Regions from separate parts of the Homo sapiens genome. Here region 2 is linked to region 1. Evidence: read pairs that join two places in POLR2A ChIA-PET (ENCODE). Cell type or tissue: GM12878. All regions are shown on one strand. Links, peaks and the distances in the headings refer to the core of each region. The heading gives the core; the rest is flanking DNA. Region 1 has its middle 13 kb from the start of LNCARGI. Region 2 overlaps UBAC2 (UBA domain containing 2).

What was found. ChIA-PET counts read pairs that join two places held together with the same protein. Peaks named below come from ENCODE experiments on the same cell type or tissue, not always from the same donor. Only the 100,000 strongest peaks of a DNase experiment are listed, where the experiment ranks them.
Region 2: POLR2A ChIA-PET joins it to region 1 with 7 read pairs; 3 of 35 experiments call an interaction of 5 or more read pairs at or near these places.

What each region holds. Positions count from the first base shown.
Region 1 is chr13:99,417,275-99,422,651 of GRCh38, reverse strand. No RefSeq gene overlaps it. Among named protein-coding and RNA genes, the nearest start is that of LNCARGI, 13 kb to the left of the region's middle. RefSeq lists enhancers at 2,157-2,266, 2,277-2,366, 2,417-2,556, 4,542-5,377. In GM12878, for the core only: no CTCF peak of the experiment used is centred there; a DNase peak (open chromatin) is centred at 2,141; H3K4me3 peaks cover 787 bases; H3K27ac peaks cover 2,624 bases.
Region 2 is chr13:99,329,992-99,335,368 of GRCh38, reverse strand. All of the region lies in intron 6 of UBAC2 (UBA domain containing 2), which reads right to left. Among named protein-coding and RNA genes, the nearest start is that of FKSG29, 19 kb to the left of the region's middle. In GM12878, for the core only: no CTCF peak of the experiment used is centred there; a DNase peak (open chromatin) is centred at 3,178; H3K27ac peaks cover 1,244 bases.

The DNA.
Region 1 (5,377 bases), core at 84-5,083:
ACTAAAGGAGAGAAAGAAGAAATAATTCAATTAAATTGCAACTTCCTCTTGAAGGAAGAGTGCAGGGAGAAAAACACCGCTGGTTTGAGATATTTGAGGGTTGTCTTACGTCACAGCATGTTGCATAGAAGTGGAAGGTGCCCACGTCTGCTTTTTCCTAAAGAGCATTTGCTGTGGAGGTCTGAGGCTGGTCTGGGTTGCAGTGACGTTGGTGGCTACCTGAGTGACCGCAGTGACTCAGCCCACCTCTCTGGGTCTCAGCATCCTCATCTGCAACCTGGTCGGATTAGACAGGAGCCTCTATCAGGTTCCTCTATGTGGTGACTCTATGAGGCCAAGGGAAGACATAAGGGTGGTGTCTCATCCCCAGCTGTCGTCCCCACGTTGAGTGCCATGTGGTTCCCAGTGACTTTTGGGTTTCTCAACTTTCCCCTCAACATTTAAGCTCCTTGCAGGCCATGGGTGTGCCTTCACACCCCCTCCCCAGTGGCCAGCACAGGGAGCTAAGCAGATGCTTGATGTGTCCTGTGGGAAGAAGTCTCTGGATGATGTGGGAAGACAGGCTGTGGAGGGCAGGTTTGGAACAGTAACTACCACTGGCCCTGCATTCAGCAATCATTCAGCACGCACCCACCAGGCTGACCCCTGTGGAGGCCCTAGGAGTTGATGATTGAGACTTTGTCACTTCCCTAAACAGCTCCCAGTCTGACAGACACTAGTCATTTATGGTGTACACTAATATAGAGACATTTGGGGACTAGAAGGGGAGCACCAAAATGAGATGCAGGGTGTGGGGCAGCCAAGGAAGACTGCCTGGAGGAGGGCTGAGTCTTGTGTGAGAAGGAGTTAAGCAGAGTTGATGAGGGTTCATGGGGAGGGAAAATGCATTCTGGACAGAGAGAACAGCATATCCCAGGTCATGGAAATCGAATCCTGTCCTAAAGACCCTCAAAGGATTTTAGGTAGCGAATAACACAATCAGTTGTGCCTTTAGCAAACTCATTCTGCAATCCTCAGTGGGATGTAGAATATAAACTGGATTGGAGAATTAAGATCGGAGACCAGGAAGCAAGAAGCTGTGGCTGTCCTGGAGAGAGACAGTGAGGACTGGGCTGAGGCCACAGCCACGAGAATGCAGCAGAGGTGATGAATGAGGACCGAAAACTGGGGTGACGGCGGGGGCGGGCATGGCACATGAGGAAGAGCAAGGTGGGGCGGGCAGGATGGCCGTGGGTAGGTGCTCTGTGGGGATGGGCGAATCCACATGAGTTTGGGGCTGGAGAGGACACATTTGTAGTGTGGTCCACACTGCTTGTGCTGCTCCCAGCACACGGCAGGATTCCACCTTTTTTTTTTTTTTTTTTTTTTTTGAGATGGAGTCTTGCTTTGTCACCCAGGCTGGAGTGCAGTGGCACCATCTCAGCTCACTGCAACCTCCGCCTCCCAGGTTCAAGCGATTCTCCTGCCTCAGCCTCCTGAGTAGCTGGGAGTACAGGCATGCACTACCAAGCCCGACTAATTTTTGTATTTTTAGTAGAGACGGGGTTTCACCATGTTGGCCAGTCTGGTCTCGAACTCCTGACCTCAGGTGATCCACCTGCCTCGGCCTCCCAAGGTGCTGGGATTATAGGCGTGAGCCACTGTGCCCCACCAGGATTCCACCTCTTGAAGTTAGGTGTGGCCACGTGACTTGTGTTGTTCAAGGAAATATGAGAGAAAGTGACAAGAAACCTCTGGGTGGGAGAGTAACGGTCCGGCACACCATTCCCTGTGCTCTCCCTCCCTCTGTGTCAGCAGCTGGAGGGGTTGGGCAGATTGTCTCATCCTCAAGCTTGACCTCTGGGAAACCTCCTCGGCCACCTGGGACCAGGAAGAGCCTCCTCCTGTGTGTTCCTTGGCACCCTGAAGTTGCTATCTCTGCGGCGTGCCTGTCACCCCATAGAGCTCTCACCTGTCTACCTGTCTACTTTGCTAGAAGGGAGGGTCTGTCAGTGCCGAAGACCTAGGTGGTTCTGGGAGGTCAGCATAGTGTAGACACTTGGTGAGCACTACATGGGTGAGTGAGTGTGTTACTCCAGCGTCAGCAGTCCTGTCAATGATTAAATGTAAAAAAAGAGGAACAAGTACATCTGTGCCCACCCCACACTCCTTTTCCTCTTCATCATTAAAAAAGAAAGAAAAAGCAAAAACGGCAGCACCTGGACAGCTCAACCACACTGCTGCTCTGCCCACGTGTGGGGCTGAAGCAGCTCTGGGAACACAGACGTGCAAACCACAGAGATGCGATAGCGGTGCCAGCTCCGCTTTCCCGGGGCAGGCACAGAGCGAGGCAGAAATCAGTACCTTGTGAAGCCACTTCAAGGGTAGCAGCCGGTAGGTGGGCTCAGCCACAGTTGCACTGTCCGCAGCCCCTGCTCTACCTGTCCTCAGGAACACTGGCCCAAAGTCTCTGCATCCTTCAGATCTGGGAGAGCCTATATTCGGCCACCTCCCCACTCCAGCCCCAGCTTCGACTGCCTTGTAACTGAACCCACCTGGAGGACCCGTATCTCCATGCAGTTGGCCTTGAACAAATCACTTAACTCCTCTAAGCCTCATTTTATTCATCTGTGAAATGGGGATAATGATGCCTCTTTGCGGATAAAGTGAGGTGTAAATAAGTAAAGCTAGGAGTGTCTGACACAGAGGAGGTCCTCAATCATGGGTGCCATCGTTGTCACTTTTCTTGCCATTGGTTTCCTGACCTGAGTGAACAGGAAACCACTGTGCTCTATTGACCCTTGTCCAGGGCCAGGTGGAAGAGGACAGATGGACTAAGATGAAGGGGGCTGATGAAGCACCTGGAGGAGGAACCAGGGTAGTCAGTGGGTCAGGAAGTCACATGTCGGGCTCAGGGTGTGGAGTGCAGGGATGGAAGGCCACTGCATCTGAAGCGGAGGGGGTTTCAGGCAGCTGAGGCTCTAATCAAGTCTGATGGATAAGCTGGGAGGCTTTGGAAACATCCCATGCCTCAGTGTCCCCACTTAGAAGGCAAAATGGTTAGACTAGATCGAGGGTCCTTCACCTTTTCTTGAGCCACAACCCTTTTGGCTGAAGCCTGTGGACCCCTTCCCAGAGTCCTGGTTTTTAAATGTATAAAGTAAAACACCTAAGATGAAAAGAAACCTTTCATATTAAAATATAGTGATCAAAATGTTTAAAAGTACTTTTTTTTTTGAGATGGGGGGTCTCTCCCTGTCACCCAGGCTGGAATGCAGTGGTACAGTCACAGCTCACTGCAGCCTTGACCTCCCAAGCTCAAGTGATCCTCCCACCTCAGCCTCCAGAGTAGCTGGGACTACAGGCATGCACCACCATACCTGTCTAATTTTTTAATTTTTGTAGACAAACTCTCGCTATGTTGCCCAGGCTAGTTTCGAACTCCTGGATTCAAGCAATCCTTCTGCCTCAGCCTCCCAAAGTGTTGGGATTACAGGCATGAGCTACCACGCCTGGCCAAAGAAAAGCAGATTTTTAATATAATGTCCTACACACTTCTTTATTCACTACTGACATGTCTAATAGTGACTGTAATTTCAAGGTAGTGACGAGCATAAATAATGCCTTAAGGTACCTGGATCACCTGCACTGGGCGATGAAAAGACTTGCTGTGGTTTCTAACAAACAGCACCCAAGTCTCAGGCACTCTCCCGCCACTGTGGCTGGCCACTCGTGTCCACAACTGAAACATCACATTTCAGCTGGGGCCTAATGGAAACAAAGATGGCATCATTTTCCCATCCAGCCTCACAGCCCCCCTGAATTCTGGCCCCCACCACGGGCTGGATAATCTCTTCCACCCCAGCAGATGATTTATATAAGAGCCTGCTGCCGTTTCTACCCCATGGAACTCAGCTGGCTGAAATGAAATGTCTCTGCCCAGGAAACAATTAGACAATAACCCAAGACAATGTGACATTCAGTGCGTGGCCTCAGCGATAAACACAGAAGGAAGGACCCGCAAGAGTGGTGGGGGGATCCACAGAACTTGGGGCAGGGTCTGGTTCTGTCAGGTTCGCTGGGCCTGTGGGGGCTGCAGCTCCCGCTTAGACAAGGTCCCTGATGGGCAACAGAGATGATAACTTGGCACGGGGCGGGGCAGACCCCAGGCCCTCCTGTGTGTGGGTTGCAGCCCTCCATCACTTGTACACAGTCAACTTAGAGCCCGTGGCTGCGCCCAGCTGTGCCTCAGTAAATGCTTATTGAGTGAATCAGGAATAAACCCCGTGTGGGTGGTATTCTATAATTTCTTGCCCTTTTGTGGGGGCCTTCTAGGTCTCTTTTTTTTTTTTTTAACATTTAATCCTAAATGTTGTGAGGACGCCCAGGACGTTTCTCCTGGGGCTTGTGGTCTGTGGACAAGTCAGGCACCTTTGGAAACTGCCTCAGCTCTTCCTTCTGGGGGTGGCAGGAGGGGAAGTTTATGGTAAAGGTGTATGATAAGATAGGACCTTTTCATCTAAGTTATCTCCAACAGGCCTGGAGTTTTGGGGGCATATTTGAAGGCCCGATTTACATATGGGGAAAATTGGGTCCCATAGCCTCTGTCAATGGGAGGCCAGGTAGGGGAGTGTGTTGACCACATTCTAGACTAGGGGAAGCCGGGACACAGTGGACTGGGGGCAGCTGTTCCCCTAGGCTGGACAGCTGGCTGCTGACTGGGGTGGGCTTCACGCTGGGTTCACAGGCAGCCTCAGAAAGAACAGGCACACTTACCGTGTCAATGATGACAATGACGTAGTGAGGGCCGCATAGTCTTAATCAAAGGAGCTGCTCGATGCCTCATTTATTAGCCAGTGATGTGGCAGGGAAAACCATTCTTGCCCTTTGAAATGAGAGGAGAAAAAGAGCGGTGGCCCGGTGGCCTCAGCCCGCAGCCTTTCCCTGCTGGGGAGGGGTGGGTTTAACCTGCAGTCCCGCTGCCCAGCCCCCGCTAACTGCTGCTCTTGGAGCGCTGCCTGCCTGGGCTGCAAATGCACCTTTCAGGCCCCATTAAGGCACCTTGCCTGGGTCACAAAACCCAGGAAATCCAGAGCCAGGGCGGTCTCCCCTCCACCTTCACACACGGAGCTGAGAGTGTCTGGGTCCCCAGGGGGCGTTTCTTGCTTTCCCTTGCTCGCTGCCCCAGTGCGGGGAGAATGGTGGCTGCTTTTGAATTTCCTGACTCTGGTGGCTTCACTGTCACATCTATGGTCTGAATCCCAGCCTGAGGGGTGTGCAGGGAAATGGAGCTGAAAGGAAATTGGCCTCCTGGGGTGACTTTCCTCCTCCTCTCTTCTCTAGGGGATGGTGGGGGCTGTGCGCAGGCATCCTGTGGCGGGGAGATCACCTTGACTGG
Region 2 (5,377 bases), core at 192-5,191, 87 kb after region 1:
TTGGAGGCAAGGAAGTAGAAATGCCTTTTCTGAAGATCTGATATAAAACAGAAAATAGGGTGTATATCAGCATTACGCTGATTCAGCAGAAGATAGCAAAATGTTATAAACATAACAAAATATTAAAAATGTAGTACAAATTAGAGCTGTGAGATTTGAATGAAGTACAAAATTAAACATTTTTATTTTTCGGTCTCAAAGTATTCAACTGTGATTGTTGATTTGTTCATTGCTCCCATTAGCTATTTTAACTTCATATATCTAGAAGCTGTTCCTGTTTGTGGACGCTGTTATTAGGCACACAAACACAACTGACCCTTTCGTCATAACAAAGCATTCTGCTGTGTTTTTAGTAATACTCATAGAGAAGTCTACTTTGTCTAATCTTAAAACAGCCATTTCAGCTTTCTTATGGTTACTGTCTCCATAATATATCTTCATCCTTTTAATTTCAGGCTTTTTTTGTGTCTTTGTATTTAAAGTGTGTCTTGTAGATACCATATAGCAATTTTTTTTCTTTTAAATTAGTCTGACAATCTCTACCTTTTGATTGGAGTGTTTAGCTATTATTCATACTTAATGTATTTGCTTGAATAGCTGGATTTTGCAATTTGGTTTCTGTCTGTCTCATCTGTTTCTTACTCTTTACTCCCCCTTTCCTACGTTCTTTTGTGCTATCAAATATTATTTAGTATTTTGGTTTTTTTCAGCTATATATCACTGTATTTTCCCCCTCATATTTGCCCTAGAGGTTATAATATGCATTCAAAATTGAGCATAATATATTTGGAGTTAATACTGAATTACTTCATGTAAAACAGGAGAAGCTTGCAAGACCCTACAGTAAGTCCTCACTTAACTCACTGATAGGTTCTTGGAAACTCCAACTTTAACTGAAACAAAGTATAATTTTGTCTCCTCAATGCTGTAATGAAAAGACGTTGAATGAAATGACATTATTTGAATGATGTTTTGCTTAAAGTTGGAATTTCCAAGAACCTACTGACAAGGTTAAGACTTACTACAGTTCCATGTAATGTCTTCCCATCCACTGCGTTACTTCTGTCATATTTTACACCTATATACCTTAAAAGCTCAACAATACAATGTTGGTTTTTCTGTGCTCACGCCTGTAATCCCAGCATGTTAGGAGGCTGAAGCAGGAGGATCACTAGAGGCCAGGAGTTCAAGACCAGCCTGGGCAACAGAGCAAGACCCCCATCTCTAAAAAAAAAATAAGAATAAATAAAAAGAATTAGCTGGGCATGGTGGTGCATGCCTGTAGTCCCAGATACTTGGAAGGCTGATGTGGGAGGGTCACTTGACCCAAGAATTCGAGGTTGTAGTGAGCTATGATTGCACCAATGCATCCAGCCTGGGTGACGGAGCAAGATCTTGTTGCTAATTTTTTTTAAATCAGGTTTTTAAATAAATTAAGAAAAATATAATGAAAATGCATAGTTTTTGCCAGTATTTAAGGAGTTCACAATTTGGTAGAAGCTCTTAATTTATGGGGGGGAGGCCACAGACTCCCTTAAGAAACTGAGGAAGGTTAAAGATCTTCACTCTCCTGTCCATGCCTTCCCTGCCCCCACAATGACAATCAGACGTGAGTATACACTCACAAAACTATGTATTCAATTTCAGCAGGACCATTCTGTGAAGAATATGGATACCCCACCCAGTAATAAACAAAAATAGGACTGCAAATTCTGGCAGGGAAGTAGGGCTTTTGTGTTCATCTGCTTACATTTCTATCCCATCTATCTAAATGTAAACTCTGAATGGGGAAGATTTGGGTTGCTTTTGATCACTACTTGGCCTCTGCACTTAGAACAGTGTCTGGCACATAGTACTGTAAGTATTTCCTGGGTGAATGGTGAATTAACAAATGCTCCACAAAAATAAATACATTATCTTAGATCCTTTTAAAGGAAATTGGAAAGTTATGCATTCTTTTTGGTCCCAAGTTTATACTTTCCCATATGATAAAAGATAAAGAGTTCACTTGTCCATGTCACTGGCACGCCAGCATGACCTCAAGTTGTCAAATAAAGTGCTACTGCACAATGTTTTAGATTTTCACAAAGGATTAAAATATAAAGTGCTTAAAACCCTAGTCTATGGAAAGATGGGACAAAAATAATTACATTAGATTTCACTTAATTACTGCCAAAAGCTTTTAGAGAGCATCAGTTATTATAATACTATGTTACATTCACACATTATTTTTAATTTTAATTTTCATTATCTCTCTCTTTCTTCCCCCCCCAGAGACGGGGTTTCACCATGTTGCTCAGGCTGGTCTCAAACTCCTGGCTTCAAGTGATCTTCCCATCTTGGCCTCCCCAAGTGCTGGGGTTACAGGTGTGAGCCACCATGCCTGACCTAATTTTCATGATCTCATAAACCTTTTTTACACTAGGTCTTCTGAATGAGCGAGTTTTCTTGAAATCCATAGACCCTCTGAAAAGCAGGCTTTAGAAAAAGACCATATGTTGGATTTGTGTGTCAGGGGGCTGGGGGAACTCTACCAAGGAGGTCTTGCAGGCCCTCAGACCTGGGTAAGCCAAAGAGCAAACGGAGGGGCCACTGAAAAAGAAGGCAGCAGTGGCGCAGTCTCCGGCAGGCAAGGGGTCAGTGCAGGACGATCAGATAAAGCAAAAAGGAACAAAGAGCATATGCCCGGGAAGACAAGCTCGAGTTGGAGTTTGAGCACTTGGGCAACAGGAAGCAGGAACCCTGGCTAGGAAAGGGGACACATGGTCACGCAACCAGAGAACCCCTGGCCCACGTCCAGCTGAGAGTCTAGGCCAAAGACCCACGCTGGCTCCAGGTCAGAGGGAGCAGCCCCCCATATGCCAACAGCAGAAGCTGTGACCCTGTAAGTCTGAGAATGTAAGGCAAGAGGAAATGATTTTCTCTTAGTCCACTAATAAACATGGACGTCAATTACACGGTTCTTCAGATTTTCCAGATGCTTCATCCTTTTAGGAAGGGAATCATGAAATAATGCTCATCAGGCAAATAATTTAATTTGCTGGGTAGAAAACATGCAAAACACTCTTGATTATAGAGAGTAAACTTCAACTGTCCTCTGGTCCTGTTTAGTACTAGCCTGAAACCACAACAGGCAAAGGTTAGAAACTATGACTTTGCAATGACACACAGGTGTCGATTGCTTTCTTTGGCCAACTGTGGCTGAACAAAAACCCACAAGGCAAGCTGTGCCAACCACCGGTCCCACATTCAAGAAACCGACCATCTACTGGGACAACAGGACAAACCTAGGGGCTGCTTTCCCAGGGGCATGATATTGCCTCTGCATGACAAGGAACAGCCAAAGGAATAAATGTCCCCTTGCAACTGAGCCCCAGCACATAGACTTCATGTGCCCTCAAGGCCTGTGGTAACCAGACCCACCGAGACCTCATTTATTCATTCCACAAATATTTACTCAATGCTAATACGTGCCAGCCTATGTTCTAAACACTGAAACATAGTAAGGAGCAAAACAGAAAAATCCCTGCCCTGATGCATCTTACATTTTCCTATTCCTTCTTCTCCAATGAAAATGTTAGAGAAAGCATAAGGGAACTTTGTACATTCCCTAATTTATTACCCCAAGAATGTGAATGCAAATTAGGGATTCCCAAAGTTATTTCTGCCATTTGTCATACATTTTGAAAAGATTATTCTTTTCATGACAGACAGAACCATGTGCCTTTGGCAGTTACTCTGAGACTTGCTATTCTTTAAGTGCAAAAGTGATTCAGATTGAACTTTCTATAGCTTTTCTATCTCATATGAGGGAATAGAAATGATACTAAATTAAAAGATTTTGAGGTACCCAATTAAAATGCTGGATATCCTTCTGATTCTTGGAAAACCAAATTGGAATAGAGACAGAAGTAATAACACTAATCACAGATTATTCGTTTCTCACATACTGTCTTAGAAACCTGCTCTAGGCTTTTCCTTTTGGGAAATCATGCATCAGGAGGATTAGGTCAACTATGCTAAGTAGAAAACTTCAAACAACAGTGGCTTAAATACAAGAGAAGTTTATTTCACCTTCATATTTAAAAAGCTCCAAACATCTTAACTGTAGTCAAAGCAGCCAGAAGAAAAAAAATAAGAAAGGACAAAAGGCGACTTTAAGGAGCCTTCTCAGAAGTCACACAAATATGTGTGTTTACAGCTCAATGGCCAGGACGCCAGGACTTAGACCAGTGGTCAGACTGAGAGGCGAAGGATAAGAGATACGTGATCTCAGCTGGAGGCATTGCTGGCTCAAATAAAACGAACCTTCCCTTATGAAGGAAAAAATATACTGGAAGGCAACTAGAGTCTCTAGCACATGGAGAAAACCATCATCAGGTTCTTATATGTAAACAAACACCTTCTAATATCCATTTTAACAAGCGGACCATCCTCCTTTAAAAGTTACATGCACTTTCTTAAATGGATTCAAAAAATGAAAAATTAATAAAAATATGGGCTTATTTCAGTTGAAACTCATTTCTTACCTTTGATGAAAAATAACAAACTAAAAGTGAATGTGAAGCTCTAAAAGATTTGTGGATTTATAGATACAGCCTCAATGGTGAAAAACTCAACGTTTTCCATCTAAGACCAGGAAGAAGCAAGGATATCCATTCACCACTTTTATTTAATATTCTATTAGAGGTCCTAGCTAGTATAATAAAGAAAAATAAAAGGTACAAATTGGGAAAGAAGAAGCATATAAACACATAAAACTTATTTCTGGATGACACAGACCACCTATGTTGAAAACTCTAAGGAATCCACAGAAAAGCTACCAGAAATAATAAACACATTTAGAAAAGTTGCAGGACACAAGAACGAAATACAGAAATCAACTGTATTTCTTTTTTTTTTTTTTTTTTGAGATGACGTCTCACTCTGTCACCCAGGCTGGAGTGCAGTGGCATGATCTCAGCTCACTACAACCTCGGCGTCCCAGGTTCAAGCGATTCTCCTGCCTCAGCCTCCTGAATAGCTGGGATTACAGGCATCCGCCACCAAGCCTGGCTAATTTTTGTATTTTTAGTAGAGATGGGGTTTCACCATGTTGGTCAGGCTGGTCTCGAACTCCTGACCTCATGATCAGCCCACCTTGGCCTCCCAAAGTGCTGGGATTACAGCTGTGAGCCACCACACCCAGCCAATCAGCTGTATTTCTACACACTAGTGACAAACAATTGGGAAAACATTTATAAAACCAATTCCACTTATAATAGCATCAACATACCAGAATTACTTAGAAATACATCTAATGAAAGATGTGCAAGACCTGTACATTGAAAATTTAAAAATTGCAAAGGGGAATTAAAGAAGAGCTAAATAAACGTAG